Regions from separate parts of the Homo sapiens genome. Here regions 2, 3 and 4 are each linked to region 1. A link is a loop called in an ENCODE intact Hi-C map of the cell type or tissue named here. Cell type or tissue: MCF 10A. All regions are shown on one strand. Region 1 overlaps KIAA1217. Region 2 holds the start of LOC105376455 (a long non-coding RNA gene). Region 3 overlaps KIAA1217. Region 4 overlaps KIAA1217.

Region 1 (8,000 bases):
TCAGGAAACATTGAGTTCCGATTCCTTTGTTACAACCTCCACTAAAGCTAAGTAACAGCTGCTGTATTAAGATGGGGCTCCCCCTCTCCATCCCACACCTGCCTCCCTTACATGCCTAACTCCTGTTGTAAATAGGGACCCTAATCTGATGTTTTTGTAGTCCCTTTCCTAGGGGCACTGTGGGGAGGTGGAAGGAATTTCACCTTTGTTGTTGGACAGACTTAGATTTGAGAACTGGTTCTACTACTTACTGTTTGTGTGGTCTGGGACAAGTCACTTGGTCCAAGTAAGCTTCTGCATCTGTTAAAAAAAAAAAAAAAAAAAAAAAAGGGGCGGGGAGCTAAGAATTCCTGCCCAGCAAGTTGGTTTGCAGATCAGAGGCAGTGTGTGAGAAGTACTTAACCCAGCACCTGGCATATAGTAGATGTTCAGGACATCGTAGCAGGAATAAGGGAGACATCTCACAAAACATTTTGTGAGAAAGGATCAGTTTCTATCTAGTCAATGTCTTAAACATTCATAGGTTGTTCATGGTGGGAGCTGCTCGAGGAATCATCCTAGTTTTATGGAGGAGGAATCTGAAGCTGGAGGAATTGTCTCCTTCAAGATTACTTAGTTAAAGGCAAACAGGTTCATAGCCAGTGGCTCTTCACCAACCCACAAAAAGGCCTCAGATTATAATTTTGAAGATTAAGTATATGAAAGTGCTATTTGAGTGATTAAGTGTAAGCATCAGATCATTTTGAACTGGTGAGATGGCTCACACCTGGAATTCCAGCACTTTGGGAGGCCCAAGAGGGAGGATTGTTTGAGCCCAGGAGTTCAAGACCAACCTGGGCAACATTGTGAGAGCCTGTCCCTACAAAAAATAAAAAAAAATTAGCCAGGCATGCTGGCACACACCTGTGGTCCTAGCTACTCTAGAAGCCGAGGCCAAAGGATTGCTTGAGGCCAGAAGGTTGAGCCTGAAATGAGCTCTGATTGCGCCACTGTGCCACAAGCTGGGCGACAGCAAGACACTGTGTCCAAAAAAGAAAGATAATTTTGATTAGCACAAAGATGGGACAGCTACATGTGATCAGATTTGGAAAAAAAAAATAACCATTCATTCATTCATTCATTTACTCGGCACTGATTGAGTCTAGTTTGGACAGGTATTGCCCTAGTCTCTGGGATGACAGCGAGAGGCAAAACACAGACACTCACTGCCTGCATAGAGCTCAGAATGTAATGGTGGGAAGGCAGAGGAGGAAACAGATATACAGATAATTTTAGATGGAGATACCTGCCATGAAGGAAGTAGAGGAAGGCCAGGTGCAGTGGCTCATGCTTGTAATCCCAGCACTTTCCCAGCACTTTGGGAGGCTGAGGCAGAAAGATCGATTGAGCCCGGGAGTTTGAGACCAGCCTGGGTAATATAGCGAGACCCCGCCTCTACAAATAATTAAAAAAAAAAAAAAGAAATAGGATTACCTGAAAAGGAGCCAGTCTTGCAAACAGCCGGGCAAAGAGTGAGCAAGAGTTTTTTGGGAAGAGGTGCACACAGCAAGTGCTGAGACCCAGAGGAAGGAAGGGGCTTGTCTGCTGAAGGACCCAGGTGCCCTGGGAGAGGTAGCCAGAGGCGCTTAGTAAGCTTCAATCAGGATTTTAATCTTAATATAGTGCTGAGGGTTTTAAGCAGAAGAGTGATAGAAGAGAGTTAGCTTTTGTGCAAGCACTATTATTCATGGAAGTCCCCTTTCGATGGGGTAGTGGGGACTCCTCACTAAGCTGTCCTTCTATCTCTGTGGCTGTCTCAGAGAAGCACTGTGGAACTCCAGGGTGCTACGTAGCTCACCACGGTGACCCCCAATGCAGGCCACTTACAGAAGCTTGAAGATCTGTGATTTGCTCACCCAGGCTCCCATGCCGAGTGTTCTTGTCATTAACTCAAAAGCCAAATGCTGGTATTTCTGTTCTTACTTGCTTGATTGTTTGTTTACCAGTTCTCAACATCTTCAGTGTCCACTTGGTTACTAAAATGTTTACTCCTTAGCCCAGTGTGTAGGCATGTGCCTGTAATCCCAGCTACTCAGGAGGCTGAGGCAGAAGAATCTCTTGAACCTGGGAGGTAGAGATTGAAGTGAGCCAAGATTGTGCCACTGCAATCCAGCCTGGGCAACACAGCGGGACTCTGTCTCCAAAGAAAAAAAAAAAAGAAAAGGAAAGAAAAAATTATCCAGGCATAGTGGTACTCACCTGTAGTCCCAGCTGCTCGGGAGGTTGAAGCGGGAGGATCACCTGAGCCCAGGAGGTTGAGGCTGCAGTGAGCCATGATCAGGCCACTGCACTCCAGCCTGGGTGACAGAGTGAGACTCTGTCTCAAAAAGAATATAAAAATAATAAAAATAAAATAAAATGTTTCCTCTTGATCACAAAAAAAAGGATATAGTTCTATGCAATCATGTCTGAAACAGGATACGTGTGTCATGCATCCCTGAGTTCGGGTTACCTCAATGACATGACCATTTACCTAATCTTTGCTTTTTCATCTGCTCTCAATTGAAAAGAAAGAAACCATTAATTATATTGAAAGATGCTGACTTGTAAGCTTCTCCCCTCTCCTGGCTCAGGTCAGTTGCTCAGAATGCACCCAGCAAAGATTGGCTGAACAAAGACAGGGAGATGTTGTGAGTCCCACTGATGCCCTTAACACCGGGCATTGTTCAACTTGGGGTCATTTGTGAAAATGATGGGAATGCAACTTCCTCACTTTACAGATGAGAAAACAGCCTCAGAGAAATGCTGGGATATGGGATATGAGTTGGTCTCATAGCCTGTGAGTGCCAGAGCCAGCTCGAATCCAAGTTTCTGACTCACAGTGACTCTTATCCAGCAGGACGTATTCTTCAGAGGCCATGTGTTGAAAACAGTTAGGTGGGTTGGGGGCTGCAGGCCATACCATTAGGAAATGGGGGGCATGTCCTCTGGGTGGTTCCTAAGCATTTGGATGTTACAGCCCTGCCTTTCTTTATTCTGTTGTTCTAGAAGCTCCAACCTGGTATGCTTTTAAGGCAGATATGGCCACAAATGAAGCACATTCACATGACTGCACTGCCTTTCTGGATGAAACAATTTGACCAAACACTGGTGTTGAGACAGTTGGTGATTTGGGCTTTGCCACGTGGTGGGAATGACACAATAAATATATTTTGATATGAATTAGGTAAAGATCTGTCTCTAACCTTGGGCTATATGTGAACATTAACTGCCCATTGGATACTGGGGAACTATAAATGTCTCCGTCCAACTCTGTTCAACTCTAATTTTTTTTTTTTTTTGAGACGGAGTCTTACTCTGTCACCCAGGCTGGAGTGCAATGACGTAATCTTGGCTCACAGCAACCTCTGCCTCCTGGGTTCAAGTGATTCTCCTGCCTCAGCCTCCCAAGTAGCTGGGATTACAGGAGCCCGCCACCATGCCCAGCTAATTTTTGTATTTTTTAGTAGACACAGGGTTTCACCATGTTGGCCAGGCTGGTCTCGAACTCCTGACCTCAAGCCATCCACCTCCCTCGGCTTCCCAGAGTGCTGGGATTACAGGCATGAGCCATGACACCCGGCCTGTAATTTTCTTTAAAGACTGCCACTGGGTGGAACCCACTGGGCCCAGTGAGAACTACGGAAAAGAGACCCATTCTTGCCCTCATTGTTAGTGTCCACATCCGGATTTACCTAAACCCCACCCAGGTGGCATTTGCATAGTAATGAAAAACCGGTATTTTCTAGCTGTGAATCACACTTCAAATCCTGAGCGGCTGACTGTCAGGGGTGCGTCAGGCCTGCTTGCTGGGAGAATGGACGAGCTGGTTGTGGAGCGGGCGGGTCCCGCCACCCGTGGGCTCAGCACTGGACTGCTCCCAGAACATTAAAGGTCTGGCTGATGTTCCATGCCACATCTGGACATGAAGACCCATGTCTGCCCTTCTGTAGAAGGGCCAAAGAAGAAAGGAGGCATCACATGTTTCTGCTGTGGGGGGCCCTTCCGAGCAGCAGACAGGAGCAAGGTACAGGAGTGGCCTGATTCTGGGGTTTCCCTGCCCCCCCTGGGGTCCCTAAACTGCTGTGTGATATGTTTCTAACTATCTGGACAGCTCACCCAAGAGTCAGTTGTTCCCAGTCGCTTCTTGCTGAGGATAAGCCAAAAGAGGGCCGGGGGCCAATCTGGTTTCTTTCAAGTGAAATTATGCTTCTCAAGCAGAGAATGATTGCCCACAGCAGTTAAACCTTGTTTAATGGTAATTAAATTGCTTTTCTTCACTTTGAAAAATCTCTTAATTTTCTGTACAAAGGCAGGAAGCATTTTTCTTTGATTCTACAGGATGTTTCTAAGTATGGTGTAATCAGTTCATCTTACCTTGCCGGGCTCTGAAAGAATGAGTGTGTGGGATCAGATTTAGAAATGCCTCAAAGGTTAGAAAGCCGAGTGCTGCCGATTAACTCAAGCTCAGATGACCAAAAAAAAAAAAAAAAAAAAAAAGCTGCTTTTCCCCTCACTTCTCCCTCTGGTTCTGCCTCAGTACTTTGCTTAGGAGTTTCTAAAAGCAGGCACAGTTGCCTGCGGGGCTGGTGTGTGTCACCTTCGCAAAGTGCAGATGAGGTCTGGCATGTCCCATCTTGTTCCTGCCTGACTACAACTCTGCACACAGACAGTGTTGATCTGGCTTGGAGCCCATAGTGGCAATCCTTGGAGTGGAGGCAGCAGAGATCTCAGTTCTTCCTAGTGCTTGAGAAGTTAACTAACTGTCTTTCCCATGAGGAAAATGTTTTGAGACTGTAGAAGCAGAGAAGAGACTTCGCCAAAGCCCATAGAAAATAAAAAGCAAACCCTCAAGCATGAAAATCCCTGGCCCTGGAGTAAGTGCAGGTGATAAGGCTTGCTATCTGATGCCTCATTCCATGTCTCTGGCTTCCCATTGCCTAAATTAAGATGTCCTGAAAGAAACCTTGGGAAAAAAAAAGCACAGTCCCCACATTTGAAGTAGAAATAGAATTAAGGAGAAATTGTGATTTTCCTGAAGGAACAGAACCAACACTGGTTTTCAAAAGCCTTAGTTTTACATTTTAGTAGAAACTGTTAGCAGTAGGAGGATTTGCTTTGTGTGTGTGTGTGTCTGTCTGCTTTGCCTTATTTTGGTTCTGACCATACCACTGCTATCTCAGTCTTAGAGGCTGATTTTGTGGCCCAGAGTGTTTCGTTCAGATATCTTTGTGTTGAGGTGATATTGAGCCAGCAGCCAAAGAAATGCATGGCCAAGATATGGAATATCTGGTCAACAGAGAATAACAACAAAGTGGGACGCATCATAAGGTCATAGGTCAGTGAAAACAGCTGCTAGCCATTTATATGCAGGAGAGAAAGAAGGCCCAGGGAGTTGGAAAGACTGAAGGTATTTTGGACTGAGCAGAGCAAAGGGATTTGGGGACATATAAATGTATGAAACAAGATGGTCAGGAAAACAATTTTTTTCAAAGGTAGCATGAATAGAGTGAGGTAAGGAAACCCATGGCCATGGTACTGGTGGCCTAATGGGAAAAGGCAGTGTAATGACTTCTACATGGAGACTTCAGTTCTGCCCCTCGTACTGTTGAAGAATATTCTGTCCAGAGAGGCTCTTCAGTTTCTACCTGGTTTTCTAATGGCTTTAAAAAACTTTGGTGTATTGGGGGAATGGAAACAAAGATATTTACTAGAGAAGTGTTTGGCAAAAAGTGCCAAGCTTATTCCTGAGAAAGGATGGAACGGCGTGGGGGGTGGAGGGAGGGTTGGAACCATACTCCAAATTCCCCTGAGGCCCACACGTGTTCACCAGACATCTGTGGGGAGCCCGGATGAGATGTGGGGCCCTTCCCCTTTCTCATTTTCTTTTTTACTTTTAGATCCTGGATCAAAATGAGTCCTTGATTCCCTCATCCCATCCCAGGACCCTTTTTTAGTTGCATTACCACCTAGTGAAGTCTACCAAGTCTTGATTTGAGAATCAAAACAAACTCAGATCAAAGTCAACCTCAGGGAATCAGAGAACACAGAAGCTGAAAGATGTATCCAGCCTTCCCTAAATGGCAGATGAGGACACTGAGGCCAGGAAGCTCAGGTGACTTATCCAGGAGCGTGCCAGTACTTAGCCAAAGATCTGGAACTGGGACTGATGCTTCCTGAAAACAGATTCCTGCCTGGAGTGCATGACCCTGCTTGAGAAAGTGCAGAGGGACAGTGACAAGGCGGGATAACGTAGCAGTCCCAGCGACTTGGGCACCCATCCTGATGCTTCCCCTAGGCCCCAGTGTTTTATTTTCTGGTAAGGCCAGACCTGAGTCAGGTCCTGCCTCCTAACTCCTTTCTCTTCCTTCAGTGGGCAACAAAGATGGCCACAGAAGCAGAGAGGGGTTCCTCCCAGGTACATATTTACCAGTACTTGTACCTTGCGCTTTTAAAAACTCTTTAGCCAGGGATAGTGGTGCATACCTATAATCCCAGCTACTTGGGAGGCTGAGGTGGGAGGATCACTTGAGCCCAAGAGGTCAAGGCTGCCGTGAGCCGTGATTATATCATTGCATTCCAGCCTGGGTGGCAGAATGAGACCCTGTCCCCTCAACCTAACTCTGATGAGGACTATATTACAAGTGTTATATACCAGATTCTGGATGGAGAAGGGAAAGTGATTGTAGACAAGAGAATATTATACTTGGTTGCTGTGTTCTCCAAACCCAAACGCATAGATACACACAGACCCACAGACACACACACACAGACATGAGCGGGACATATTTGAAATCCTCACTGGTTTTGAAAATCTGAGGCTAATAGTTGGAGGAAGTGAGGGGTGACTGTGAGAGAACAAATGTGTAACAGATACACCCTGAGAATCAGGGCTCATAAATAAGGAGTAGAGTCTATTGCACCTAAGCCTTACTACTAGCCTAAGCCTTCATACTAGAGCAAAACCGTGGGCAGACAGCACACAAAAGCAGCCCCTGTCACTCAGGGGCTTACTTCTTTTTTTTTTTTTTTTCTTTTTTTGAGACGGAGTCTCGCTCTGTCACCCAGGCTGGAGTGCAGTGGCGCGATCTCGGCTCATTGCAAGCTCCACCTCCCGGGTTCACGCCATTCTCCTGCCTCACCCTCTCAAGTAGCTGGCACTACAGGCGCCCGCCACCAAGCCCGGCTAATTTTTTGTATTTTTTAGTAGAGACGGGGTTTCACCGTGTTAGCCAGGATGGTCTCGATCTCCTGACCTCGTGATCCGCCCGCCTGGGCCTCCCAAAGTGCTGGGATTACAGGCGTGAGCCACCGCGCCCGGCCGGCTTACATCTTAATGAGCCCACAGCTGCCTGTTGACCTGGTGTCATCACGAGGGTGATCACTATTTCCAGCAAGCTCTTTGTCCCTCAAAGCCCAGGGATCAGGGGCAGCCCGTGGAAGACGAGCCACTGGTTCCAGCGAGGCACAAGGAGAGAGGTTAAGCTGCTTCTACCCTGTTCAACTGTGATGAGATTCCAGCGAAAATCAGCATTGAGGGCCTCAGGTGTTTGCAGGGGGCTCTGGTATGTTAGAAAAACTAGAGGGAGGGGTCTGCCTTTGTGTCTGTTTGTGAGCGTGTCTACTCAAGTAGGAAAGGGGAGCACAGATTTTTACAAAATAGATGTGGGCGGTTTCTTGTAGTCTTGCCTAACTGAAACCATGTTTGCCAGAGATTACTTGGAATTACCCTAATAGGTGCTTTGTCAAAATACTTGGTGCTGGCCAGATGTGGTTCATATACCTGTAACTTCAGTGCTTTGGGAGGCTGAGACAGGAGGATTGCTTGCGGCCAGGAGTGCAAAACCAGCCTAGGCAACATAGTGAGACCCTGTCTTTACAAAAACAACAACAAAATTACCTGGCTGTGGTGGTATGTGCTTGTGGTCCCCACTACTCCAGAGGCTAAGGTGGGAGGATTGCTTAAGCCCTGGTGGTTGCAG
Region 2 (8,000 bases), 210 kb after region 1:
GAGATCAATATGAACACAGCAGAATGCAGGCAATGGAATGTGTTTCCTGTAGACGGGCTAAGACGGTAACCCAGGTCCACAGAGTTGGTTTCAGAAAAGCTATAATCAAAGAAGGAGGAACAGTGAAGGTAGACATGAGACAGGCCTGAAGGGGTTAAACCTACTAGGGAGCAATTGGTAGTAAGAAGCTGAGACCACATGAGGCTGTGAGAAAGGAGTTATTACAGAAACAGACATCCTGGGATTTGAGTAGCTCCATTGTGAGAAGACATTGACAGACCACGAATAAATGGCCATATGGTTTCCAAGTTGACATCTGCCATTCCCCAATGTGTTTACCACCATTTTCTCTCACGGGCTCTGAAAACCATCTATCCTTTACACTGCAATTGTATAGTGTGAAATTCTACATAGATCAACATCAATTCATTGTTTCAGTTTAGGTATATCATATCATCAAACTAAAATATATATACATTTTAATTTTCATGCTGTAATCATCCTAAAGTTATATAACACTCCATCTAGCTGTTTTCATATCTGTCCTTTAAACTGCAATTGTAGAGCATAACATTCTTTTTTTGTTTTTGTTTTTGTTTTGTTTTGTTTTGTTTTGGTGGTGGGGAGACAGAGTCTTGCTCTGTTGCCCAGGCTGGAGTACAGCTGCATAATCTTGGCTCACTGCAGCCTCCATCTCCCAGGTTCCAGCAATTCTCCTGCCTCAGCCTCCCAAGTAGCTGGGATTACAGGTGTGTGCTACCATGACTGGCTAGTTTTTTGTACTTTTAGTAGAGATGGGGTTTCACCATGTTGTCCAGGCTGGTCTCAAACTCCTGGCCTCAGGTGATCCGCCCACCTTGGCCTCCCACAGTGCTGGGATTACAGGTGTGAGCTACTGCACCCGGCTGTATAGCATAAAATTCTACACAGATCAACATCACCTCATTGTGTAAATTTAGGTATGTTATATCATCAAACTAAAATACATATATACATTTTAATTCTCACGTTGTTGTAATCATCCTAAAGTTATATAATGCTCTACCTAGCTATTTTTGTTCACGATATAATCAATTTGGTCAGTTTCTCCAGTGAAAAGAAAGAAGAGCATAGAGTGCAGCGATGGAGACCCTGTGCCTCTGTGGGTGGTGCATGCATCTCTGAGGGGCATGGTCCTGAGAATGTCACCCCATAATGGAATTAGGGTTGTAATGGTAAGGGATTTTAATCAGCTAAGGCTCAGATATTTTATTTCATAAGTAATCCGGTGCCTGTGACTGATGATGACTTTGTGCATGCTTCTGTGTGTACATATATGTATATGTATACATATGTATAACTTGTGATATGGTGATATCCATATAGTACTGAGTGATGTATAATATCGATAGGTATATATAAGTATAATATATATAAGCATATATACTGATATATCTATTAAATATAACTAATATATAACTAATTATATAACTTACTCATTTTGAGGCAAGTAGATAAAACCTAATTGTAAGTCAAGAGAGGCTCTAAATCATTCGAGCCGAAGCCCAGTGAGATGCCCCAGTGATTCTTTTCCTTTGCTGTGAAAATCTGGACCTGTGAATGGAGTGAGGTACTTCTCAACAGACTTGTTCATGTTTCACACCATGGCCAGAAATCGAATAAGGAATCCATCAGTGATCACGCGTGGGCAGGCATGAGGAACATCGTTCTTTGCAGAATAGCTTGCAGTGTCCTGAAGTGCACAGCAGGTCACACGCAAACAACCGAGGAAGCTGGGGTTCTTGCTGCCTCACTGCTTAGCAGCTATGGGAAGCTGGGTGAGGTTCTTAACTCCCTGCACTTCTGTTTCCCAACTATTCAAAAAGACATAAGACACCTGTTCTATGTCTTTCACTGAGTTCTGGAGCCCATGAAATGTCACAATTGAGAGCCCTTTGTAAACTGCAAACTGCTATGTGATTATTGGAGTGTTTGTGGGTGGGGTATGGTGAGCACGGGGATTTAAAATCTCTTGTTAGAATATGAAGTGTCACAAGCAAATAAAGCAGTATATCCTATATGGCAACATGTGGTTGACAAGTTACATAGTAGTTTCAAGAACTGTCATAAAGAGAAAAATAAAGTCTAAGGCGCTAAAAAGTTGTAGTTGGGTGCCGCAGATAACTTACTAGCATCCAATCTAGAAAACATTAAAAGGGAGCTGTGCATAAAAGAACAAGGTTCGTCCAGGAAATGGGTGGATGTGCAGAGATGGAGATAAGAGAAGGAATTATTTGTACCATCTGTTGCAAGTGGCATAAAAAAGATATCATTTTACAAACTGTAACTATTTTTGGTACAAAAGGAGGTTGTCCTTGGCCTGGGGAACATGGGAGTAGCCCAGCAGAAGATTGAGTGTCAGTGAGAAGGACATTTTTCTTTTATCCATCCTACAGCACTGCACAATTATTGATTGTGGCTTGGAAGCGAAATGATTTATTTAACATTACTTCTCTATTCTGCTCCAGATTGAGATCTTTAATCACTGTTGGACCCAGGACTGGTCAGCCAGGTCTGGCCACTGGAGGGCTCAGTAGAGTTCCTCTGTCAAAAGATTTATAGAAATAACGCTCATCTTAAATATAGCCATAAGCTAACCGCTGACTGGACCATCTCTTTCCTGGGAATTAAATAATTTTGGCAGCAGTCTGTCTGTCTGTCTGTCTCATGTCTGGGAGACATTCCGTTTACAATCAAATGAAACAATAGGCTAACTAAAACCTTACAAATGGCAATCTTCCCAATTTTACCAATGCAAACAAGATGAATTTGAAATTTTTTCAACGTAATAATCCCTTCCCTTCCTAATATCATCTTCATATCTATAGGCACAGTTCAGATTTTCTTTGAGCAAATGTAATTTTTTTAAAGCCAATGAAGAAATGAATATGAAAGGGAAAATAGGAATGAATATGTGTCACAATACTATTGGCCTTGCCAGAGCATAAAAATTACTTCCTGTTGAGGTAATCCTGAATATTTCCTAGCACGTCCATTCTTAACACTGACTCAGAAAGAATACATTGCTTCCACTTTGCTTTTAGGCCTAGTCAATGAAAGGAAGAGGGAAAATGAAGAGTGGGACACTTTATACACTGCTGGGAAGAGGAACGTAGTAATGGCTGTAATGTCCCAAGGTAGAGAAGGCAGAGAAGGATCTGGTGATGTAATCAAACCAAAGCGTGGGGGTGTTAGTGGTTGCACACACTCATACTGAACCAAACTTTATGGTGAGTTAGCCTGAAAGAGCCCTTCTCTGGAGAATGTGCCTTCCACTGAGATAAAGCCACTGGGTCCTAGATGGCACCAGGATATTGTTTAGGAAATTGGCTTGTCTGGTTCATTAGCAGGTACTCTGGGGCCTTTGGAGATTGAACTCCACCTCTCTTGGGTGAGCTTGGCGCTTGCTAAAGAGCATTTAACTCATCCTGATTCACCGCAGGATTGGGCTGGCTTTCAAACTCCTGACAGTGAATTACTGCTCTTGTAATGACGAATCCATGCATGCATGCTACAGACAGTGCCCTGGAGCATTTTGAAAGTGAAAGGAAATTGCTGTGAACCTGGCAGGAAGGAAGAGAAGGGAGAGGTAAACTAGACTTCTTCTCGCATTGAACCGACCGACTCTCATTGTAACAGGGTCAACAGAAGCCACCTCTCTCTAGCGTAATGGACATGGTTTCTTGTGGTTTTACCCTTTGTTGCTTTTTTTTGGAGCCAGGGTCTCACTCTGTCACCCAGGCTGGAGCGCAATGGTGTGATCTTGGCTCACTGTAGCCTCTCAACCTCTCAGGCTCAAGTGATCCTCCCACCTCAGCCTCCCAAGTAGCTGGGAACACAGGCATGCACCAGCATGCCCAGCTAAGTTTTTACTTTTTGTATAGGCTGGGCCTCCCTATGTTGCCCAAGCTGGTCTCAAACTCCTGGGCTCAGGGGATCCTCCTGCTTCCACATCCCAAAGTGCTAGGATTACAGGCGTGAGCCACATAGCACCTAGCCCATAGCAGATATGGGATAACATGTCGAACATGGCATGACTTGCTTAGCCAAGCAGCAGAGAGACAGAGAGTTCACTGTTTGTTTCCTGGGGGACAGCCTGGCCCCAGACCCTTCACATACAGTCACTGGGACAAGCAACCCTGCCCATAATAAGCAGGTAAAGAAGAATTATAAGAGCCATGTCTGTTAGCACACCTCACGCCATAAGACAGGGTCTTTGGAGGATGTGATAGGGGCGGCATCGTGGCCTAATCAGACAAGGGGGACCACTCCTCCATCCCCCTTCCTGGAAAGTACGTGCTTGACTGAAGACACAAAACAAAACCTGCCTAATGTATACCAGATTCATCAGAAGCTGATAGTGTGTGCCTCCCATACTCTGGTGAGAAATAACAAACCCTTGCTGATTAGATTAAAAGTCAAGAGCTTCCACATTCCTTCTACTGTTTTCCGACCTCTTAGGTGGCATCTGTTACAACCACTTCATCCAAATATTTTTCCTAGTGAGACATCTTAGGAGGGTGGCAATGTCACGTGCTCCATTTGCCCCCTTCTTTAATAACCACAAAGTGATTTGATGGCAGTAAACAGTTTTTTTAGAAAGCCTGCAAAGGACTGGATTTGAACTTGAAAGACGTCATGGAATTCTTTTGGTCAGCAAGAACAACCTCTAAAAGCCTTAAAATGTTTTAAAAATGCACAGGCTGCCCAGAGCGTGGTAGTTGGGTGTGGCGTGAAGCCAGTGGGGCTTCCAGCCCAGTGAGTGGAGTTCCTTGTCACCGTATTCCCACTTGGATAGCTTTCGGTTCCACCCAGTCCCCAAGGGCTCAGAAAACATGATGGTAATCAGAGCCTGCCTGGGAGCGCAGGAGATGCTTCCTTTCTCCCCCACCTTTTGCTAGCAATGCATTAATGCCAGTCCTCCGCTGAGAGCTGCACAAGTCACTTCGTGTTGTGGACACGCACCTTCTTGTACCTGTTCCCCTGGAAGATACCAGCTGTGCTGACAGCGGTTGTAGCCAGAGGTCTCTGGGGATCGCCTACCTTCTCGTCCTTCATCTTGTTTAGGGTGGGGCAGAAGGGCTCTGGTTTCCTTTCCAGAATCCCCTCTGCACAGCCCTGGTTTGCCCTCTCTATCTTTCCTTCTCGTTTCAGATGTATTTTCCAGGGTGATTGCAGTTCCTTGCCCGGCGCTATGTAGGACTGATTAATGGCTGCTACCCAAAGTTCAGCGTGGTAAAACAGGGCTGGTTAATTAATAGACAGCCTCCTTATCTCCCTCATGTTTTCCCTCTGGTGTTAAACCAGGAGAAGAGGCTTACGTTTCCTTCAGCTGCCAATTCCCAGACTTCAAAAGTCTGGCAGCAAAGTGGGTATTGGGTGCTGGTCTAGGTTTTTGCAGTAGCACCTTTAAGTCAACAGAAAACTGATCTGAAAGTTGGCTCCTCTGGATTGAGTATGTTGGGTTTTTTGACAGTTTCATTTCTCGGTGGCTGGTTGTTTGCCCTTTCTAATGATCCTGTTTGCCTTCAGCGAAATATATTTTGTAATATTTCCTTTGCTGTTAACCCATTTACCTAGGCCGTTTAAAGTTCCTTCATTGGTGTTTTCCCTGTAAGCAGTTGTTGAAGGACTGAGTCACCCGTGAGGTAGCCTGTGGTTGGATGTGGGCTGAGGTTATTCAGTGACTAATTTCCAAGGGGAGGAGAAATTGACTTATCACGGGGAAGGTTACTTTTTATCCATGCCAGTGTCAGCTTCTCTCCGAAAACTGGGTAATACGAAATGGTCTTTATTGGTTGTGAACACTCGAGCTGAGAAACATTTTAGGATCTTTGTGTCTTTTGTGATGATTTTGTTTCTGAAGAGGAAGCTGTCTAAAATATTCAAGTGTGCAACCAAGGATTTAGATGAAGCCAGCAAACAAAGGAATCATGTAATCAGGACCTGAGCGAATGTGCTTACTCACGGCGTTAGTTACACAGGTGATTTCCTTAAGAAAAAGTAAGTGGCTTTAATTCTTTGAGGGTGAAAGAGTGTCTTAAGATTCCATTTCAGTTTTCTCTGCTTACTTCATTGTGTGGTCTGATTGAGTGGTATGTTTACAAATTCTAGACTTGGAAGGGTGGGGTTTGAAATACAACAAACTGTACATAATATTCCTTTTCCACAAGCAATATATATATATATAAATGCTCCACAGACATGATTACATGAGGCAGTTTCCCAAGATGATTTTAAACAAATATTTTTTATACTAGGTTTTTTTTTTCTGGAAACAATTTTAATATGTTGTTTCTTATCTTACGTTCAAGAAACTTCTGAATGAGTGATATTCGATTTGACTTATGGTTCTTTTGGGAAATAATATATAGCTACATGTAAGAATTTCTAACTCAGACTTCAGATCTTAATTTGAAATGGCCCCAGATATTTTCTGGTGTTTCAGAAGTATGGTGTAAACAGCATTTTGATCCGTGTGCAGTCTGTGGGCAGGGACACCTGCCTGTCAGCCTGCTATTATGATGAGGCTCTTGAAGAAACTACCCTCTTTCTAAGAACTGGAAGAACTCAAATAATGAAGAGACAATAGAGGTTTGGGCAGTAATGGAAAGAAGAAAAGACAGTGCCTAGCCAAGCAGATGAATGAGGTAGAACAGTCTTGTTCATACATTGCCATTATATCTAGTGCAGTTGAATGAACATTTTCTGTGTCTGGGCTTAGGTGCAGGCAAATAGTTATCTGTGTTGTATTCAGATAAGGGGTTAGAAGAATCTTTATTTTTCTGTGTCGGTCATCTCTTTCTTGCTGTAAAATGAAATTGTTTAAAGCTTACATTATGACATTAGTGTTGAAATTCTGTGGGGAAAAAGTGTCAATGGTACAACATAGCTAGTTACTTAAACTCACTAAGGGAAAAGAGATGATAAGATTAGTAGCATCAGAGAGATCAGTGGCAGAATAAGGGACTGGGATATATTAATGTGAATGGCAACTCGTATGTGTGTATGTGTATGTGTGTGTGTATGTGTGTGTGTGTGTGTGTGTGTGTTGCTTATTTATTTTCTTTGTAAGTTTAGTATAATTTTCTCCCACAAGGTCTGACTTTGAGTACCAGCGCAGGAAAAACCCAGTATGTATTTAATGCCATGTCTTTACTCATTAGCCAAATAACAGTTAAAAACCAAAACAAAATAAATCTGTGTTGGTGACAGATTCTAGGAAGATCTCTCCTTAGTAAGAATACCCGCAGCAAAGGCTGGGTTTGTTTTAAACTGTGAATTATACAATCTTAACCATCATGCTGCTTCCATCTATCAGATTCTGGAGTCTCTAAATTCTACTTTTTATTGCAAGTGTGACCTTGGAAATCACATTGAAGACTTGAAAACATCCCTCCAGTGATGTCCCCTTACCTTCCCCCACATCCTAAGAGCGAGTTGCCTTAGGTTGGTCCCTGTCTTTTATGGTAGGATTCCCAAGTTGTCTGATCGTAAGGGTTCATTCTAGTTGTGGTTTTAAAACAAATGTTTCCCACTCTATATTGGGATCATTGTGTCATTTTTCTTCTTGGGCTCTGTTTAGAGCCAAGGATGAAATACATGATCCTGGTTCTTTTTAAAACTCCGTCTTAGAAAGTCAGTCACAGCTTGGCAAACCAACATAAGAATTCTGCCAAGACTTCCAACATCTAAGTCACCTGTGTTGATAGAGACATTCAACCTCAGATTACCAATTCTGTCACAACCGAATGTTTGTATTCAGCGCCACTGTGGATAACTCAGATTGATGGTGACTCTTTCGGTGACCCTTTTGGATGATGGCAAGATTATTTTGAAGTGGACAGGGCAGGGAAGACACACAGGATTAGCTCCAGATCCGGGCTGCTGACTGTTCATGGCAAGCAGCCGTCCTCATTGGCTGAGGTCCCATTCTGGTTGGTTGGTGTCCATGCCATACT
Region 3 (8,000 bases), 63 kb after region 1:
TACTAAAAATACAAAAAAAATCAGCCGGGCGTGGTGGCAGGCCCCTGTAGTCCCAGCTACTCAGGAGGCTGAGGCAGGAGAATGGCGTGAACCCAGGAGGCAGAGCTTGCAGTGAACTGAGATAGCGCCGCTGCACTCCAGCCTGGGCGACAGAGCGAGACTGTCTCGAAAAAAAAATAATAATAATAAAATAATAAAATAAACCCATTGTTCATCTAAGAACCTACCCATGTCTTTCGGGAGGCTTTCCATCTTATCTTGTCTTGGTTCAGACAGTCTTCCATGGGACCCACTGATACCCTGGAGCATCTCTGGAAGGTTGAAGCGGAGGACAGAGGAGGCATGGAAAAGGTGTGCAGTAATACATAGGAAGCTTCCAAAGAGAAGTGGGTGCAAGACAGCACAGAAACATGTTCAGTTGCCTCAGCTGCTGATGTTCAAAATACCTGCAGAAAATCAACGCTGCTACACCCAAAAGAAAAGGAAGATGGAACTGGGGGCCTAGAGTGAATTTTTTCAAAGGTAAAAAGGAGCCCAAATTTCACAGAATGATCTCCCGCTTCAGAAAGGGAAACCCTCTAAGTACACTATACACTTCCCTGCCTGTTTTCTGGAGAGTGATACCGAGTGTTGGCACTGTCTGCAAGGAAGGAAGTAGGACTTTGACTAATTGCACAAACAGCAATTTTGTGTTTTTGAAGTGCGAGGACTCAGTCCTGTGTCCACGAAGCCTCCTTCAGGAGGTTACTTCTTGACATAGCCCATCAACCGGACCTCCCGTTGCTAGGTTCTGAGCCTTAGGGTGCTTTCAAATGCAATATCTAGGCCAGGAGTGGTGGCCCACACCTGTAATCCCAGCACTTTGGGAGGCTGAGGCAAGAGGATGGCTTGAGGCAGGAGGATCGAAGTCAAGGCTGCCGCGAGCTGTGATCGTGCCACTGCATGCTAGCCTAGGCAACAGAGCAAGACCTTGTTTCAAAACAAAACAAGAAAAAAAAAATATGTGCAGAATCCACTAATGGAAGTCATCATAAATTTGTTGCCAGAATGGGAATGTATCAGTTTATACTTCCTACATTTTGTTTTTTGTGATGACTTTAACTTTGGATCATTTTATCAGTGACTGGATGAAAGTTTATCTTTATTTTATCTAATGGGGGGGGGGAATCCAAGGAGCTTTTTAAAGACAGCCAGTATAATTGATTATAAAGGGTAGTTCCCTGCTAAGCTGAAAATGCTGTCTTCGAACACTTTAGGCATCTGTTTCTACCTAAGAGATGCATTGTGGAGCCCAGTCTATAGCACCTGCCACTGGTCTTCAATGTGTTCAGTATGTATCCTGATAATATATGAAACATCAGGGTCCGCTCACCTGCTTCAGGTGCTGTGTGTACTCCAACAGGTATTCTACAATCCGAGCTGTTCATCAGTTGTTAAATTACTGTGATTTGAGTCCCTTCAAAGTGAGATCCATTGGCAGCAGGAACTGTTATATAGTATTATGTGTGTGTTTAAGGGCAGAGGGATGGTGTTATCTAACTGTCCTGTCCCAGTTTGCAGGCATGGAAGGAGTTCCTAGGATGTGTGACTTTCAATTTTAAAACTGAGAAAGGCCTGGACAAACCAGGATGAGTTGTCAACCTGCATGGGGGCAATGGATTTGGCCATGAACTTCATCATTTCAAAGTATTAAGTTGTTGGCATTCTGAATGCCCCTGAACCTATTTTGCATCGTAGAGTGGACTTGTTCCCCAGTGACCCATGTCCACCCCTAGTGGACTCGATCAACTCCTGACACACCCCTACTAGGAACACGAAAATGGTTGTAGAATGTGTTTCATTGTCCTCATCCACAGATACAGACACTTTGGTGACTCTGTGTTCTATCTGAATGGGGGCTGAGACTACAGGATACCCCATCCCATTTCTGTCCTCTGTCCTTCATCCAAGGTGTCACCATTTGTATCTATCAGGAAGGAGGCTTTGCAGCTAAAATTTAAAATAATAAGAAGAATATATTTCCGAGCCAGAGATTAGATGCCTACATATCTCTTTTGGCCTCAGCATTCTGTGGTCTTCTATGGAGAAAGGCTAATTTTCTGAAGGCTTTGAATGGAATGAAAACTGCCTGTTCAAATGGTTCTGAGGATACTGAGAGACGCTCAGTGTGTGGTCTTTTTATTTTTAGTAATAGTGTTGGAAAAAATCAGGTTATGTTTACGCTGAGTGTGTGGGGGGCGCTGGTGAGATTGTGTAGTCTAGAAAAGGCTAGAATTATAAATTATTATAAACGTTGGCCATGTGGGGAAATTCTTATACCAAAAATACTGCAATGTATGTCAGCCTATAGATTTTCATGTAGTTTCTTGTCCAAAACTGTATATGAGAGCAGAAATGATTGATTATGTTATGTTCAATGTATACCTAATATCTAGTGCTGATACATAAATAAACCCATCATTTGTGACAAGGGTCTTTTGTCCGCATTTAATTTTATTTTGTTACTTTTTATTTATTTATTTATTTTTCAGCCAGGGTCCTGCTATGTCGCCCAGGCTGGTCTCAAATTTCCGGACTCAAGCGATTCCCCCACCTCAGCCTCCTGAGTAGCTGGGACTGGAGGTGTGCACCACCACACCCAGCTTAATTTTATTTTTATGGCCAAATATGACACAGGTGAAAGCCATTACCCAGACCTTCAAAGGAGTGTCACGATGGGGTTGGCAATGAGGACAAGGGGTGATGAGGAAAATACATTGCTGGAAATCAAGTTGATAATAGGTTTGGTGGAAGATCTAAGAAATGTAGTGTGGAACCTCTGAGGTAGGGAAACTGGGAATTCTTTTCTTTAGAATATACATGTATATTGGCATGTATGTAGAATATGCATGTCTGGAACTCCAGAATACAATCTGGGCTGCAGCCATCAGTGTACAGGTTAAAGGTTCTTAGGCTTTCTCTGTTCACGGCATTCCTGTAGACTAAAAGAAACAGCTAACAGCTCCGTTTATTAAGTAGTAAAGCCCAAACAACTTAGTAATTATTTATGACCTAACAATTTAGTGGCCAATTGAAAATACAATCACATCAATTCAAAAGAAAAGATGTATTTTTTCATTTTTAGGTGATGGCTGGTTTTATGCATCAACGTGCGTAGGGCATGGGGCCTAGATATTTGGTCAAACCCCTGACTGGGTATTGCTGTGAAGGTTTGTTTTTTAGATGAGATTAACATTTAAATAGGTAAGTTTTCTGGGTGCAGTGGCTCATGCCTGCAATCCCAGCACTTTGGGAAGCGGAGGCAGGAAGATCACTTGAGGCTAGGAGTTTGAGACCACCCTGGGCAATATAGCAGAACCTGTCTCTAAATAATTAGATAGATAATTAGATAGAGATAGATTAGATTAGAGAGGTAGGTAGGTAGGTAGATGATAGATAGATGGATAGATAGATAGATGGATAGATGGATGTATAGATAGATGAATAGGTAGGTAGATAGATAGATAGACAGATAGACAGACAGACAGACTGATTGAGTAAAGCAGATTATCTTCTATACTGTGGAAGGCCTCATTCAATAAGTTGAAGGCCACAAGAGAAAACAGACTGAAACAGGCTGAGGTTTCCTTGAGGAGGAGGGAATTCTGCCTCTAGACTGTCCTTGAACTTGAGCTGCAGCATCAACTCTACCTTAGGTCTCCATCCTGCTGACCTTCCCAGCAGATTGTGGATTTGCCATCCCCCACAATCATGTTAGTCAGTTCCTTAAAATCATCACTCTCTCTCTTTCTGGTTTTCTCTTGAATACACACGTATACGCACACCTCCCCCTCTCTTATCTGGAGAACTCCGCCTTCTACAATTACCAGTGGGATGTGTGCACCTGTTGGGCACCGCACAACTCCCCTGACCTTGGAATCAGATTGGACAACATTTCCTATTCCGCTTTGATTTTTCTGCAGTACTGGCATTTTAATCCCAGCAACCTCTGAAAACCTCATGTTGCAAAAATGACATCAACAAGAAGAATGCTTATGATCTAATGTTGAAACTGTGAACTACCTGAAGTGAATCATTAGCCCAGTGTGTAACAAGTATTGCTGTGTTTCCCTCAAAAAGTTAAAATATCCCTCAGTGCCTCTGTGAGTTCGCTGTGGCATCCCATCCAGGACACCTGGGTGCACGGTTTGGGAGCTGCAGGTAGAGTGGCAGCAGTAGTCATGGGAGTGGATGAGTTCAGGTGGAGGGCACAGGAGGTGGAGACAGCAGAGAAGAGCTTCACAGAGAACATCTAGGAGGGACAGCTGAAGAAGCGCTTTGGGGCCGGGCGTGGTGGCTCACGCCTGTAATCCCAACACTTTGGGAGGCCGAGGCGGGCAGATCACCTGAGGTCAGGAGTTCGAGACCAGTGTGGCCAACATGGCGAAACACCGTCTCTACTAAAAATACAAAAATTAGCTAGGTGTGGTGGTGCATGTCTAATCCCAGCTACTCAGGAGGCTGAGGCATGAGAATCCCTTGAACCCAGGAGGCAGAGGTTGCAGTGAGCTGAAATCATGCCACTACACTCCAGCCTGGGTGACAGAGCGAGACGTTGTCTCAAAAAAAAAAAAAAAAAAAAAAAAAAAAAAGGCAGGGGATGGCTTTGGAAAGGAGATTCTAAAGGGAGACTAGAGACACAGGGAAAAATTGATGTACTGTCTGTGAACAGCAAGGAAAATATGATTACACCTAAGAGATGAAATTGGCATAGGCGAGAAGTCAGAAAAATAATCTATACAGCTTGCATGGTTGGGGAGTTAGGAGAGGCCAAGGCCACGTGCACGTAGAGCAAGAGGTAGAAGAGGCCCGGGGGCTAGAGCGCACCCTGGTGGATAGTGTGAGAATTTCACACTGGCTCAAGCCTTGAAGACCACCCCAGGGGTGCGCCTTAGCAACGCACTTATGCAAGACCCCAACAACTGGCCCTTGAAAGGAGCTTTTCACTGGTGGGGTGTGGCCCTGCTTGTATTCAGAACCATAGTTTTAACAAGCCAGCATTAAATCCACAAGTCTTTGCCAAAGCACTTTAAGCCTCTTGACATTTATTGGAATTAATTTACCTGCAAGGAAGTTCATATATCTAGCTTTGTTAACCCTACATTCGGGAAAATGTTTCCATGAGATAACTAAAACCCGCATGAATGATACAATACTGTGACAAAACCCAAAGGTGGCATAATTAGCATATAAAACTCCCAAATTTTTTTTGCAATTACCATCGTCTAGTAACTGGTTGTTTCATTAGGTAAAAGTGGATGGAATCAGTGGAATTATATGTATGATATGAAATGCTCTTTGGCATCTATTAAATTTTTATTTTGAAGAAAAAATAAAGGACAAGGAAAGCATCCTATTCCAAGACTCCAAGGAGATTATATTTTTAATTCCACACCACAGAAAATGCAAACAAATTTCTAATTACACTTCATGCATGGAGATCTGTAGAGGAAAAATAAATTGGTACCCATCCACCCAAAAGCCACAAATCAGACATAGAATGGCTAATCACAAATATAACTTGTGTGCCTGATGCTGATTACTTTCTCCGCAGTCTGTTGTGAACAATTAAGAATTTAGATCTTGGGCTGGGAGTGCTGTTTTTAAAGTGTGACTCAAAAGCATAAAGTTCATTTAAATTTCTCCTAATCCTGGTTTGCAATTTCTATTCCTTTTTGGTTAGAGTATTATTTATCTTCAGGAGGCCCCTATTATACTATAAATATTGCCTTGGGGCAGTGTTCATAGCACCACAGCACCTATCTATCCATTTATCAGAATAATCAGCACTTCCTGTTGGCTGAGAAAACACTGTCATTTTTACTGTTTAAAAACAGAACAGCTTTCAGTAGCAATTGCCATTAATTGATTTCATGGCAGGAAGACGGAAAATTCTCCATTTTTTCATTCTCATAAGTCACCTAAGAACATCTTAAAAGCTACAGAGAGGCCGGGCTCAGTGGCTCATACTTGTAATCCCAGCACTTTGGGAGGCTGAGGCGGGCGGATCACGAGGTCGGGAGATCGAGACCATCCTGGCTAACACAGTGAAACCCTGTCTCTACTAAAAATACAAAACCAAAATTAGCCGGGTGTGGTGGCAGGTGCCTGTAGTCCCAGCTACTTGGGAAGCTGAGGCAGGAGAATGGCGTGAACCCAGGAGGTGGAGCTTGCAGTGAGCTGAGATCACACCACTGCACTCCAGCCTGGGCAACAGAGCGAGACTCCATCTCAAAAAAAAAACAAAAAAAATGCTACAGAGAAAGGGGACAGCTGCCATGGAAAACAGTGGGGCGGTTCCTCAGAAAAAAATAAAAATAGAATTATCATATAACCCTGCAATTTCACTTCTCTGTACCCAAAATAATTGAAAGCAGGAACTTGAGATATTTGTACATCCACGTTCATAGCAGCATTATTCACAATTGCCAAGGGATAGGCTCGGCACAGTGGCTTATGCCTGTAATCCCAGCACTATGAGAGGCTAAGGTGGGCATAATGGATCACGTGAGGTCAAGAGTTCGAGACCAGCCTGACCAACATACCAAAACCCCATCTCTACTAAAAATACAAAACTTAACTGGGCGTAGTGGTGCATGCCTGTAATCCCAGCTACTCAGGAGGCGGGAGAATTGCTTGAACCCAGGAGGCAGAGGTTGCAGTGAGCCAAGATCGCGCCACTGCACTCCAGCCTGGGTAACAGAGAGCAAGGCTTCATCTCAAAGGAAAAAAAAGGAGCCAAAGGATGGACACAACCCAGGAAGAATGGATAAAATGTGAAGGAAATTCTGACACATGCTACAAAATGGATGAACCTTGAGGACATTATGCTCAGTGAACTAAGCCAGTCACCAAAAAGACAAATAGTATAGGATTCCACTTGTATGAAGTACTTAGGGTAGTCGAATTCAGAGACAGAAAGTAGAATGGTGATTGCCAGGGGCTGGGAGAGGGGAGATGGGGATTTACTGTTCAATGGGTGTGCAGTTTCAGTTTTGCAAGGTGAAAAGTGTTCTGGAGATGGGTGGTGGTGATGATCACATAACAACATGAAAATACTTAGTGCCACTGAACCGGACGCTCAAAAATGGCTAGGTTGGTACATTTTGTGGTGTATTTTACTGACATTTTATTTTATTTTATTTTATTTTTTGAGACAGGGTCTCGCTCTGTCACCCAGGCTGGAGTGCGGTGGCCCGATCTCGGCTCACTGCAATCTCCACCTCCCAGGTTCACGCGATTCTCCCACCTCAGCCTCCTGAGTAGCTGGGATCACAGGTGCATGCTATCACACCTGACTAATTATTATTATTATCATTTGGCAGAGATGGTGTTTTACCATGTTGGCCAGGCTGGTCTTGAATTCCTGACCTCTAGTGATCCACCCGCCTCAGCCTCCCAAAGTGCTGGGATTACAGGTGTGAGCCACCATGTCTGGCCTGAAATTTATTTTTAAAAAAGCAAATCTACAGAGGAGTGGGCTCCACCATAGAAATTCAGTTCCAGTTAGTCAGCAGTAGCGGCCTGGGCAGCAGCAATTCTGGTCTAAGGTGCGGGGTAATCTCTGAAGTAGTTAAACACAAGTGGTGTAACCAATGTGTCAGGATGGGAGAACTGGGCACTGGGAAAGAGAAAGACTAGTGTTGGGAGGAGCAGGGAAGCACCAGCAAGGAAAAAGACCCTGTACATGAACTTGGCTAAGGAATTGTTTCAGTGATAGAAATACCAGACACTGTAAATGGTTGTGCACATGGGCCAGAGAGGTCTTTAAATTACATTTGAAACATATACACCTACTGTGTACCCATAAAAATTAAAAACTATTTTAAAAAATAAATTCCATTTGAGCCACTCCTTCAAACCACCCAGAGTGGGTAGACGTCTTTCGTGCCTCTAAGAAGCCCCATCTCTATTCTGCGTCTCACCTTGCAGGGCTGCTCATCTGAATCCTGAAGATGGTG
Region 4 (8,000 bases), 90 kb after region 1:
GATAGGATTCCCTTTTCCATGTCTTCTATGTACAGGCAAAGTCGTGATTAAATCCTTCATTGGGATGGAAATCAGTAGGTCAGTTGGAAGATTGTCAAGCCAAGATGATTCTTTCTCTTCCGGTCCTAAAAAAAAAAAGACCTCATGAATTGTTTTTATTTAAATTGGATGTTTTGTTAATCTCTATCTGGAGTTGAATTCTCCTTTTGCCTTTCTTTTCATTGGAGACTTGATGTTCATTTCATTATTTCTACTTGTAGATACGTATAGTATCTCCTCTATTTGAGCCCAACATTCCTTGGAAAATTTTATGAAGTTGAATCAGGGAAACGAAGTGTATTTCCTTTTATACTCTGCGTCATAGCCAAAGACTCCTTTAATACTTACTTTAATGAACTGAGGTTGTAATTTAGATTTCTTCAGTGTAGCTTTTAGAGCAAAGAGCATGAAACTGGTTTTCAGGAGATCTAGAATTTCCCACTGGCTTTCCAACTGCTAACTAATAGCCTTAGACAAGCCATTGAACTTTTATTAGTTCCAATCTCTTAAATGTAGGAGTTGAAGTGGGTGGTTTCAAAGATTCCTTTCAGCTTCCAAATTCTGGAACTCTGGAAAAAAAAAAAAGATAGCCACATAGACTTGGAATATCGTCATGTGTTCCTAAAGTATCATCTTTTATAATAATTGATGTTGTTTGAAAAGAGTGTTGATATACAGATCTTGGACAAATAATTAAAATTTAAGGAAGTCTACCAGACTGTCCTTGCTAGCATGAAATTATGCCTGAAGGCATAGCACTGTGGCCTTTGCAGCCAGAGGGCTTGTTTTAGAAGTACAGTACACTGTACACGTCCTAGTCACTGGGGAGCTCTGTGTACAAATACACACAAGGCCATGGTCACAGAGAGCAACAGTCACAAACATAAATTCAGATGTGTGAACAAGACAATTGAGAAACAAATCATTGTCATTTAAGCTTAAACTTTTAAATCAGAGAGACCTACCTCACATACTTGTCCAATTTAGTAGAAGACTGTGACAACAGAGAAAATGGCAGCTGACAGCAGAAACAGGACTGATTTTTTTAATTAAAAATTTCAAATTAAATGTAATATATGTACATGGAAAAACTTCATACGTTAAGCTGTGCACACAATCACAAAGTTAAAAGCTTCTACCTTCAATTCTCAATCCTCCTTTCTAAAATTAACCATTGTTATTCATTTTTTGTTAGATCCTTTCCTCAAATGGCATATGCATATCCCAGTAGATAGATGCATGGCTTATGTGAACATTTATAAAAATTATAATAATCTACAGTTACTCTGTATGTCGCTTCTCCACTTAGTGATGCATCTTCAAGGTACTTCACATTAGCTCATGCAGATACAACTCAATTTTTTTTTTTTTTTTTTTTTTTTGAAACAGAGTCTCACTCTGTCGCCCAGGCTGGAGTACAGTGGCGCAATCTCGGCTCACTGCAACCTCCGCCTCCCAGGTTCAAGCGATCCTCCTGCCTCAGCTTCCAGAGTAGCTGGGACTACAGATGCATGCCACCACATCCGGCTGATTTTTTATTTTTAGTAGAGACAGGGTTTCACCATCTTGGCCAGGCTGGTCTCGAACTCCTAACCTCGGGGATCCGCCGACCTCTGCCTCCAAAAGTGCTGGGATTACAGGCGTGAGCCACTGCACCCGGCCGACTCAGTTTTTAATGATTACATTGTTTACCATCATATGAATTATCATTTACTAAATCAGTTCCCTATGCTAATTTAAATGATTATTTTTCTAGTTTCTGTCTTTCTCTAACTGCAACTCCTGCATTTCCATCTTTATCCAATTTCTTACGAAGGCAAAGCTGCACTGGATGGTCTGTTCATATATCTGGGTATTTTTTTCCACAGGATAACTTTCTAAAGGTAGAATTGATTGTTCAAAATGTTTACAAATCTTACCAGAAATGTTAGACCTATTTGGATATATATAATATTCTGCAACATATAAGAATGCTAGTTGATAGTTGCTATCCTGTATATTAACTTTTTAAAAGTTTTGCTAACCCAATGAGTAAAAAAAGCTCATTGTTTTGATTTACATTTTTATAATCATTGACGTTAGAGTATATTTTCCTATATTAGTTAGTCAATTTTGTGTTTGTGCGAAGCTCCAGTTTGTGTTTTTACCCATTTTTAATTGGATGATGAGGTTTTTGGGGGGTATTTTTAGACCACTTCATAAATTAAGGAATTAACTTTCACACTTTATGCAAATATTTCTCCAGTTGTTAAAGTTTGCATGTATTTTTCCCATAGAAATTTAAAATTTTCATGCAATCAACCTCAGAAATCTTTCCTCTCATATTTCTGCCTCTGGAATTGTATTTTTAGAAAGAACTTCCCTGTCCTAATATTACATATTAAGCATTGTTTGTGTTCTATACTAGTGCTCTTAGAGTTTAGCTTCCTTACGTTGTAATATTTGATCCTTCTACAGTTTATTTTGAGGCAAGGAGTTTGATAGAGATCTAGCTTTCTTTCTTTTGCCAAGTGGCTAGTCAACAGTACCACTACCACGAACTGAATAATTAATCTTTTCCCTTGTTGATTTGAAATGCCACTTTGTGAGATCCAAATTTCTGCCTGTGTTTGGGTCTGTTTCTGAACTCTATGTTTCATTCCATTGAGCTGTTTTTCCGTCTCCAATTCTACGATGTTTGAGTGACTATATTTTTAGTTATGGGCCATGCAGGGGGAAGATTTGCAAAATTGGTTGCTCAGTTCACTGTTTTGAAACTGCTTAATGAAGAGGCCTCTTTGTTTCCATTTTCTCTATTAACACCAGAATTAGTGTTCACGATGACATTGTATCATCCAAAAAGAATTAATTTTGCCCTTATAATAAGCTTAACAAGATTGAATATAAACAAAATTTTAAATAAATAAGATAATGTTAAAAATAGCATCTAGAAGGATATTTTTAAATGTCTTATCTGGAAATCTCACTTCTGGGACAGCGTTCAATAAATCTACTGTACCTACTCACACACACATTTGTAGACAATCAGACAGAAAACTGTTCGTATTTCTTGCGCTTTGTCTTTTAGAATGTGGCACATCGAATAGAGTTACCAGTTGCCCTGATCTGACTGATTTCGTATAAATGTCTTTGCTTTGGCAACAGTTGAGACCTATTCCTTCTCTGAGGTAAATCTTCTTGCAGAGCAGGAAGTTGAGGTTTTGGGGTAGAGTCCAAGAGTCAGTTCTGACCTTATTATTGGGGAATGTGGAAACCTAAAGCCTTCCATGAGTTAATAATGTGCACAGTGAAGGATTTTTTTCCCTCCTGAACTGATTGGGTATTTTCTAAAAGAGGATGAGCTTTTAATAACAGGAATGTAACTTTTAATTTTAAACAGATCTGTGCTTAAACATGGTCAGGGAATAGCCCCTGCTCAAAAATCTCCTTATTTGTACATGTTATTGTTCAAGGGAGAGACCTTCCTATTTATATGGCGAGAAAATAAATGAGATTTCTTTCTATCTGTCTTCCATATGTTTAATGGTAGGAATGTGTCTTGGATCTTGAATTAAAACAGACTGTGGATTCAGTTAGTTGATACAATTAAGAACTGTTCTTATCTCAGAATCAACTCTGCAGACTATCTCAGAGAATCCAATATCAACCATCCAGGTGGCTAATCCATCATCAACTGAATGGGCAATTTGGTTGCTTCTGTTCAATTGAACAAAGAGGCATAGGCACTCGTTAGTTCCACACCCCAGTCAGAGAAGCAACATGGGTGTGTGACAAAAGGGGTATATAGTCTGTTCTTTGGCTTCAGATATGAAAAAGCTTTTTTCAATCCAACTAATTCAAGACACCAAGCATAGTGATTTCTTCACTGACAGTTAGCATTGAAAATGAACTTCATTTTCCTCCTAACACACACAAAAAAGGGGGTGGTAGAAGCCACGGCAGATCATGGCAGATGGCACTTAGGGACAGCTGTAGTGCTTGGCTTGAGTTCCCCTCCGCATGGAGCACAGAGCTGCCCACTTCGTAGGAATACGGCAATATTTATCTACGCATAGGAGTCATTCCAAATAAAAAGGGTAACAGAAAGAAATTGCAGCCTACTGCTGTGAGCCTATCCAAAGGGTATCCATACATAGCCCAACATTTGAGGTAAGGGCATGGTTTAAGATCTCAAGGAATCAAAACATTATGGAAACACTAACGGGACCATTAGAATAAATGAATGAACCTAAGATCTTCAGTCCGACTTGATTGAGTGCAGATCCAGTCCCCTTTGGAGAGAGTTGTTAAGATAAGACTTAACTGTGACTAAATATACAGGCAAGGAATTGCCTCTGCAACACAAATAAGAAGCTTAGAATAATTTGCCATTTGAACTTTCCTTATATAGTTAGATACTTTGTAGAGAAACCTAGGCTAGGAGTTGGTGATTTTTTTTGGGTGGGGGGGTCGCTTTTTTCCCCCTTTCTCATTTTATTCATTTGACTATCGGCAACTTTACGATTTTTTAAATTGTAGTAAAATACACATAACGTAAAATTACCATCTTAACCATTTTAAAGCGTACAGTTCCGTGGTGTTAAGTATATTCACATTGTTATGCAACCAATCTTCAGAACTTTTTCATCTTGTAAAACTGAAACTCTATCCATTCAACAACAGCTCTCCATCCCCGCCATCCTCCCAGCCCCTGGCAACCACCATTCTACTTTCTGTCTCTGTGAGCTTGACTATTCTAGACAACTCGTTTAGGTAAAATCATAAACCTACTGAAAGTGTTTGGGTTTTTCTATGTGACTGGTTTATTTCACTTAGCACAATGTCCTCAAGGTTCACGTATGTGGCAGCATGTGTCAGAATTTCCTTTTTAAGGCTTAATAATATTCTGGCCGGGCACCGTGGCTCACACCTGTAATCCCAGCACTTTGGGAGGCCGAGGTGTGGGCGGATCACCAGGTCCGGAGATCGAGACCATCCTGGCTAACACAGTGAAACACTGTCTCTACTAAAAAACAAAATACAAAAATATTTGCTGGGCATGGTGGCGGGCACCTGCAGTCCCAGCTACTTGGGAGGCTGAGGCAGGAGAATGGCATGAACCCAGGAGGCGGAGCTTGCAGTGAGCCGAGATCGTGCCACTGCACTCCAGCCTGGGGGACAGAGCGAGACTCCGTCTCAAAAAATAATAATAATAATATTTCTTTGTATGTCTATACATTTTGTTTATTCATTCATCTGTCAAAGGACATTTGGTATTTTGGGTTTTGTTGGCCCTTTTTTTTTTTTTTTTTTTTGGAGGCAGAGTCTTGCTCTGTCACCAGGCTGAAGTGCAGTGGTGTGATCTCAGCTCACTGCAACCTCCGCCTCCTGCATTCAAGCGATTCTTGTGCCTCAGCCTCCCAAGTAGCTGGGACCACCAGGTGTGCACCACCACACCCGGCTAATTTTTGTATTTTAGTGGAGTTGGGGTTTTGCCATGTTGGCCAGGCTGGTCTCGAACTCCTGACCTCAAGTGATCCTCCCACCTTGGCCTCCCAAAGTGCTGGGACAACAGGCATGAGCCACTGCAACCAGCCAGGTTTTGTTGGCTTTTAATCAAGATAATATGCAAACACTACTTTTGTCCATCTGATGATGTCTCAACAAAGCCATTTTAGAATCTGAAGATACTTCCTCATTAAATTGTTACTATTGTTAATAACCGAGTGTTGGCTTAGTGAGTGTTAAGGTATATAAGAGTAGTCCAAATAAATGGCATAGAAATAAATGACAGTGATTAATCACTCACTAGTCTGATACCTCATAGCTTCCTTACTTCAAGTTTAGGCAGGTGCAGGAGTCATGAAAAAAAGCCAAAAGATAAAGGTCGCAACCACTTGGTGAGGAATGTTTGCTTTCTTGAAATGATAGCCCTCTACCCAGCACCATGAAAAGTGTGTTTTTCGTGGTCATTTTCAGGCCTCTAAGCTTGAGGTGTGGGTTTATATTCTGAAGGATGCAGTGCGTGATCTTTCTCACCAAACTCTCTCAAATACTGCACTGGATAAACACTCAGAGGACTGGAAAGTGGGACTGGAAGGAGCCATTGAGATTTTTTTTACATCCTCTTGTCCTGGAGTACTTTCCTTCCTCTACACTTTCCTTACATTTCTCAGAGAAAAAAAGAAAAACTTTGTCATTTTTGTATTACAAACGTGCCAGCTTTGACTACCCTTGACACTAGGTAAGTGGGAGATTAATTGTTGGGATTATACCCATGGAAAAAGCCATAAGGCTTACATCACAAGTTTTATTTTTTTTAATATTTTGTTTTCATAGCTGGGGATTACTCTATTGGCATTCAGGGAGAGAGAATGAAAAAATATACTAGGATAAAAAAGGGAGTACTAATTAAAACTACAAAAGCAATGCAAACATACATTAAAAGATACAACAAATTCCATGCCAGTTTCGTGAAGAAATGCTTTGAGGTTTTTTTCCCCCCAGCTTTATTGAGTATAATTGACAAATAAAAAATGCATATATTTAAGGTGTATGACCTGACAATTTCATATACAAATACATTGTGAAATGGTTACCACAATCAAATTCATGAATATATCCATCACCACACATGGTTACCATCCTTTGAGTTTTAAGGTGAATTAATGGAATGCGTGTCATTCATATGCATATTCATATGCATGTCATTTGCATACCATTCCTTGACTCAAGAAAGTTGCTATATGAGTGAAAGATAATTATTGATCATATGAACTTAAGATACAATTATTCTCATCTGGCCAGGTGCAGTGGCTCACGCCTGTAATCCCAGCACTTTGGGAGGCAGAGGCAGGTAGATCACTTGAGGTCAGAAGTTTGAGACCAGCCTGGCCAACTTGGTGAAACCCCATTACTGAAAATACAAAATTAGCTGGGCATGGTGGCACATGCTTACTTGGGAGGCTGAGGCAGAATCGCTTGAACCTGGGAGGCAGAAGTTGCAGTGAGCCAAGATCACACCACTGCACTCTAGCCTGGGTGACAGAGTGAGACCCTGTCACAAAAATAAAATAAAATGAAATAATTATCCTACAAGAATTACCAGTAAGTATACTTCTAAAATAGATCTTACTCTAGTTCATTCCAATACTCACATAATACAACTATATATTAAATGGTGAAAATATCATTGCAGATAAATTCTAAATGAAAATAAATCCTAATATGTAATCCATTAGGAAATAAAATTCTAAATTTAATTCTACAAATTACTTTGTGATTTTGATAAAATTTACCTAAAGATACAGGGAAGATTTTAAATTTGTTTAAAAATGGGAAGTTAGTAAAATCTTGAGGATAAAGAAGAAATGTATACATATCAGGCAAGCCCACCACTGCATGTTCCATAGAATCTTACAGATAATGGATCTCAAGAATAAGCAGGCTAAATTTTCACACCCATCCCCCAAGTAGCTGAATCATTGGGGATTTTCTTTTGGAGAAATTTAGGGCCCTAGCAAAGAGTAGATAGCGTTCTGAGCAAGTTACTACTCCCAAGGGTTGGCCCAAGCATTCAAAAACAGCTGGGGGCTGGGCACAGTGGCTCCTGACTATAATCCCAGAGTTTTGGGAAGCCAAGGTAGGAAGATCATTTGAGACCAGGAGTTCAAGATTAGCCTGGGCAATATAGTGAGAATCCCATTTTTCTACAAAGAAATTTAAAATTTTGCCTATAGTTTCAGCTAGTTGGGAGGCTGAAGTGGGATCACTTGAGCCCAGGAGGTAAGGCTGCAATGAGCCATGATCATGTCATGCCTCTGCACCCCAGCCAGGGCAACAGAATAAGACCCTGTCTCAAAAAAAAAAAAAAAAAAAAAGAGAGATTGAGATCTGAGATCTCATATTTTTGTAGCAGGTTACACTGAGTGTTAATGGATGCATGATGTTAACTTACTGATTTTGTTTGTGAAGAACATATA

The links. Hi-C counts contacts between places; a loop is a spot of excess contacts. Peaks named below come from ENCODE experiments on the same cell type or tissue, not always from the same donor. Only the 100,000 strongest peaks of a DNase experiment are listed, where the experiment ranks them.
Region 2: it touches region 1 in a loop (4-fold over the local background); 2 of 110 quality-filtered maps call a loop at or near these places.
Region 3: it touches region 1 in a loop (2.5-fold over the local background); 4 of 110 quality-filtered maps call a loop at or near these places.
Region 4: it touches region 1 in a loop (8-fold over the local background); 4 of 110 quality-filtered maps call a loop at or near these places.

What each region holds. Positions count from the first base shown.
Region 1 is chr10:24,251,552-24,259,551 of GRCh38, forward strand. The region is part of intron 2 of KIAA1217; the gene reads left to right. Among named protein-coding and RNA genes, the nearest start is that of MIR603, 20 kb to the right of the region's middle. In MCF 10A, no CTCF peak of the experiment used is centred here; DNase peaks (open chromatin) are centred at 2,850, 3,770 and 4,650.
Region 2 is chr10:24,460,749-24,468,748 of GRCh38, forward strand. The region is part of intron 5 of KIAA1217; the gene reads left to right. It overlaps LOC105376455 (a long non-coding RNA gene), which reads right to left and starts at 5,638. Exons shown (of 3, transcript XR_930755.4): 1 at 5,005-5,638. RefSeq lists an enhancer at 1,720-2,221. In MCF 10A, a CTCF peak has its summit at 2,551 (motif pointing right); DNase peaks (open chromatin) are centred at 3,033, 3,503, 3,833 and 5,693.
Region 3 is chr10:24,314,775-24,322,774 of GRCh38, forward strand. The region is part of intron 2 of KIAA1217; the gene reads left to right. Among named protein-coding and RNA genes, the nearest start is that of MIR603, 43 kb to the left of the region's middle. In MCF 10A, a CTCF peak has its summit at 4,883 (motif pointing left); no DNase peak of the experiment used is centred here.
Region 4 is chr10:24,341,256-24,349,255 of GRCh38, forward strand. The region is part of intron 2 of KIAA1217; the gene reads left to right. Among named protein-coding and RNA genes, the nearest start is that of MIR603, 70 kb to the left of the region's middle. In MCF 10A, no CTCF peak of the experiment used is centred here; a DNase peak (open chromatin) is centred at 3,226.